Regions from separate parts of the Mus musculus genome. Here region 1 is linked to region 2. Evidence: chromatin loops called from intact Hi-C (ENCODE). Cell type or tissue: left cerebral cortex. All regions are shown on one strand.

Region 1 (2,500 bases), 62 kb before region 2:
CTCCTCCTCGCTGGCTGACCGCGTACTGGGTCCATCAGGGTCTCACTGGGCTTGGCTGGAGCAGGTGGGACCCTGATCTGTGAGCACCTTCCACCTCTGTGTGGGTGTGGAATGGGGGTCTCCTTTGACCAGAGGAGGAGTTAGAGATGTGAGAGGTTGGACTCCCAGAGGCCTGCGCCGGTTGCCCCTGTCCGGTGCTGCTCCTAGGGTTGTCAGGTGCCAAGTAAGAGGAACACGCACACTGATTACAAACTGGGCCAGCCACAGCTGGACAGGCTATGGGGCCTATTCCCAGACCCTAAAAATTCCAAGCCGCCCTTTTAGGGCTAGAGGGCTCCAGGACCCTCGGGGGCCAAGCTTCGGGCAGGACCGATCCTGTGGTGCACTTCTGCAGCTCAGGGCTCGCGCGCGCCACGGTCAGCCTCGGAGCCCGGAGGGTTCTGCAGCGCTGCTGCCTGGATCTGTCCAGCGCTGGCAGTAGCTGGAGCAGTTTTGGGAGACTCCCCTTCCCCCTCTCCCCGCCTTGGGTTAGTTGCTCATAGAGTGGCTTGACAGGTCTAGCCCGGGACGTGTGGTGGTGTCCGATCGCGCTTCCACTTTTGTTCAGCAGCTGCTAACACCGCTGAGCAGGTGCACACTTGAGGCGTTCGTGTCGTGGGAGCCTAGACTTGGAGTGTGGCAGAGGGTTCCCCTCTGGCCTTCTTTTCTGAGCAGAGCTGGAGAACCAAGACCTTTCCATCCCAAACCCCGATCTCACGCCCTCATGTCTAGGTTTCCAAGGAGCCTCAGCTCAGACCCTGACTGCCCACTCTGAGGCTAGGACGAAGAGAGGGCCTGGAAGAGCGATCAGGAATAAGGACGGGTTTGCGAGTTTTTCCGGACCCAGGGAGCCCCTACTCTCCGGTCCGCAGCCTCGAGAGATAAGATTCGGCCTGAAGGGGGCAGTGATTTCCTTTACTGAGAGCTCTGTTGGCGCCTCTTGCATCTCTCCCAGCAAAGCCAGGGCGAGCTCTGGACCCTTGCTTCCCGGGCTCCCCCAGCGCACCTTTGCTGGAGCTCCCGGGCAGACTCCTCAAGAAAGGAGCATCCCCCTGGTGGTGTAACCTGGGCTTGGCTTCTTCCCCTGCCTGACCCCTTTTTTATACCCCCTCCCGGAAAAGAGCATAATGTAGATTGTATCTCATTCCCCGCCTCCCCCGCTTCACCAGTGAAGCAGCCTGCTGTTCTGCTCTGTAAATAAAAGGTGAAGGAATTGGTGGCAGTTGGTAACGGTGAGCTCAGGTTGCTGCAGGCAGAGAGGCTCCTCTGCCTCGGGAAGAGGCACACTGGGTGGCTGTACAGGGCTAACCGTGTGTGAAATCACTTTCGATTGACGTTCCTGACGACCTCCTTTTTTCTCCCTCCCCCCTCAGTGTTTCAAGTTCTTTAGGGGTACCTGTCTGGCACAAGCACATTGAGATGGGTATGCATTTATGCAGAGGCATATATCCTTGGCACACTTTCATGTGGCTTCCACCCATATTCTGGAAGGGACAGGGACAGGGACAGGCCGGTTCTTAGAAGACAAAAGCAATTGTAGACAGGGCTGCCCTGTATACATCTTCACTATGTCTTGTAAAACCTTTTCGAATGCTTCCTGAGAAGTTTCTCATTAGTCCATTTGTGGTAGCAGAGGGATGGGCGCTTGGTTGCAGGGTGTGGGCCAACGCTTTTACATTTTTTTTCTCAAGTGTGTCTTGGTGGCTTTCTGAGTGAGAGGACCCAAAGTCAAGAGGATGAGGCAGTCAGAGGAGCTTTGGTTGGTGGGAATATTTCAGGCACAGCACTGGGTTTCCCTCTAATGTCAACTGTACCTGATCTGGGGCTTAGGGTTGAACACTGCAGAAATAGGTTATCCCTCTGACCTCCTGACCCCGCCCACCCATGACCTTGAATTGGACACTTAATCTCTAATGCCTCTAAATGCAGGTGTTCAGATCTCAAGAGCAGAGTGGTTAGCCATCCTCTGTCGGATGGCGTCCAGGGGCTTACAGAGAGATGCCAGCAGGCTCCACTGCCAGCACTCTGTCTGGCACGCTGTAAGCACTCAATAAATAACTGCCTCCCTTCCTGCACTTCCATTTGGTGTGGATTCACCAGTGAGACACTATGGCTTTAGGTGGGATAAGTCAGTCACTGCTAAAATATTAAGAATGCTTCTTTCTCCTGCTTGGCCTTACAGTCTTTAAGAGAGTCAGGGAGGTTACTACCAGAAAAGAGAATTCTGGCTGACAGTCAATATATCACCTCGTGCATGAAGTATCACATTTGGGAGAGTGCCCAGGAACTATAATTACTCCCCCTCACCCCCCCCCCCCCACTAACCTGTCTTTAAAGTTTTCTCTGAGCTGGACTGAAGGGAAAATCAGTCTGGGAACTGGCAGCAGATGCAGGGCAATCTGAAAGGCATTTGCCACTTCTGAGTGAGTGAGTAGCCCCTGTTAGCGCAAGGCTGTGTTTG
Region 2 (2,500 bases):
AAGTCATCAGCTCCTCCTGTCTCCATGATGTTTCCAACAAATAGTGCCTGGCCTCACTTTACTCCTCTCTCCTGGGTCCGTCGCTGGAGGCTATCAGCAGCTCTGGAAGCCTTGTTATGTCCTGGCTGTGTGCTATTTATTGTTGTCCCTTATTTTCCGGAGAAGATCATTGGGAGTTTGGGACTTAAATAGTCCCCACCGCCTCCCACCCAGAGCTATACATCTTTCTTAGCAATTTTCTTACCTAGAATGTGGTTTTCTGTGATGCTCTGAAGTCAGCTCATACTGGCTTCCTAGAGCCGTGCTAAATTCTTGGGAGTGTCTCAAGCCAGTTTGCTTTGCATGGGTAGCTCAAAGCTGCCGGTGACTGGGGTACTGACAGCCTGGGTAGGAGAGCAGAGCAAGCTGGGCCCTTCCTGCGCCCACAGACACACTGCTGTTTATAGCCACGTGCTGGCACAGATATAAATAGGAAGGCACTCTCGAGGCTCCCTTTGTACCCATTGCATTGACTTGCTCAAAGAAGGCCCAAGGAGTGTAGAAGGGATGAGTGCACCTGCTGAGTGTTCCAGGCACTGACTGTATGTAACAAGCCATTCCAAACTTAATGACAGAAACCAACAACCATTTTGTTATACCTAGAGCTCCTTGGATTGGAATTCCAGGCAGAACATAGGCAGGCTAGGCTGGGGCACTCAAAGCCAATGGACCTTATCATGGCCTCTCTTGTCAAGGAGAAAAGCTACTAAGGGTTTGTGTCACATATGAAAACCACCACATCAAATATGCCAAGAAGCTGCATTTATTGAGCACTTCCTGTGTACCAGACATTTGACATATTTTAACTCAACTTCCCAGATACTGGGAAGGTACTGTGGCCACATTTGCTTTGCAGATAAGGAGCCTGAGAGAGGCTAAGAAAGGTCCCTAAAGCCCCAAAGCTTCATTTATTGTGATTCCTCTCCCAGGGTTGTGAAGAGGGCACTGTGGCTTTTGTTGGGTTGGGGGCAGAAATGACTCAGGCAGGCTCACTTGCAGCCCTGGTGCACCCTAGTGATCGCCATCTGGGCTCAGCCAGGAGCCTTCTCTTCTCTGTTCCTAAAAATCAGTCAAGGCAGCCGGGACTGCTCATGCTGAGTCACTGTTCTGGTCCAGGCTAATTCTGCTTCATAACCTTGTATCTGAAGCCAGTGGTGCAGAGGACTTTAAATTAGCGATACAATTTCAACCCAATTGCTAAACTGCCTAAATTATCAAGTTTGCTCATTGCAACTTGAATGCATGCATAATTAATTTTTCTAAAGTCTGGACTAAAAGCTGCTGAAATCAGATCTTTTTTTTTTTTTCTTGAATTAGATTCAAATGTCATAGGAAGTCTTTGGTGTGATGATGTAACCCTGCACTGCACAGCAGCTTCAAGAACTGTAATTGAGATCCATCTTAGGAAGGGAGTTAGATGAGTTAGAGAATGCAACTATTTTTAAATCGAAATATGTTTTTGGTAACCGAAAGATGGCCGGGTTCCGTTGATGGCAACTATGAATTGTAGCGTTGTCCTGACTCTGGGTAGTGTTATCAGTATTAATAGACTTGTTAGCTAACTTCTTTCAGAAGCTGAGTTTTTTAAAGACAGGGGTTGCTGTCTGTTCCCCAATTGCTTGTATCCTCACTATGGGGAATAAATGACAGGAAGCACACAGTGGGTGCTCAGGCAGTATTAAGGTGAGTGTCTGCATTAGAGACCATGATCCTAAGAGCAACCTTACAGGATAGCATGTTCAACCTCATCTGAGAGAGCAGGACAGTTGGACTGAGGAAGCCAACTGTCCTTCCAAGGGGTCCACAGTCAGGGCTGAACCTGGATTGACTAAAATCATTTTTAAAGCATGGGTGTTGGGATGATTACATAAATCATCATGTAGTGTGTGTGTGTGAGTGTTTGTACCAGTCAGTGTGGATTCTGGAGACTGAACTCGGGTCTCCTGGAAGATTGCTAGCTGTTCTTAACAGTTATCTCTCTACCTTACAAATGTAATATGTGTGTGTGTGTGTGTGTGTGTATGTGTGTGTGTGTGTGTGTGCATGTACATGTGTGTGTGTGCACACACATGCATGTGTACATGCATGCATGCTTGTGGAGTTGTGATTTCCTCAGGTGTTGGCTCTCACTTTCCACCTTGCCTGAGACAGTCTCTTTGTTCTTTTCCACTGCATATGTCCAGCTGACTGTCCCTCTGTCCCTTATGCCTACAGAGCCCCTCCTGCCTCAGCCACCCCCCCATGTCTCAGTGGGAGAACCGTGATTACATACACAAGCTACTGCATCTAGGCATCCAAACTCATGCTCTATGTGAGGCAAGAACTTAACCAATCAAGTGATGTTCTCGGCCCGAATCCAGATTCCCAGACCCTGCTTTGCCATTTTCCTTAGGTATCTTAATAGATCCAACACTACAAAGAAAGAATATTAAAAGTGACAAGAATTTGTTGTCTTCTGAGA

The links. A loop is a pair of places that touch in the nucleus more often than their neighbours do. Peaks named below come from ENCODE experiments on the same cell type or tissue, not always from the same donor. Only the 100,000 strongest peaks of a DNase experiment are listed, where the experiment ranks them.
Region 1: a loop joins it to region 2, with 2.4 times the contacts of the local background. A loop is called at or near these places in 3 of 42 quality-filtered maps.

The regions. Positions count from the first base shown.
Region 1 is chr4:46,988,543-46,991,042 of GRCm38, reverse strand. The region is part of intron 1 of Gabbr2 (gamma-aminobutyric acid (GABA) B receptor, 2); the gene reads left to right. Among named protein-coding and RNA genes, the nearest start is that of Gabbr2, 1.9 kb to the left of the region's middle. In left cerebral cortex, a CTCF peak has its summit at 940 (motif pointing right); DNase peaks (open chromatin) are centred at 562, 946 and 1,905; H3K4me3 peaks cover 2,403 bases; H3K27ac peaks cover 2,088 bases.
Region 2 is chr4:46,926,916-46,929,415 of GRCm38, reverse strand. All of the region lies in intron 1 of Gabbr2 (gamma-aminobutyric acid (GABA) B receptor, 2), which reads left to right. Among named protein-coding and RNA genes, the nearest start is that of Gm32135, 46 kb to the right of the region's middle. In left cerebral cortex, no CTCF peak of the experiment used is centred here; DNase peaks (open chromatin) are centred at 369, 1,127 and 1,397; H3K27ac peaks cover 1,610 bases.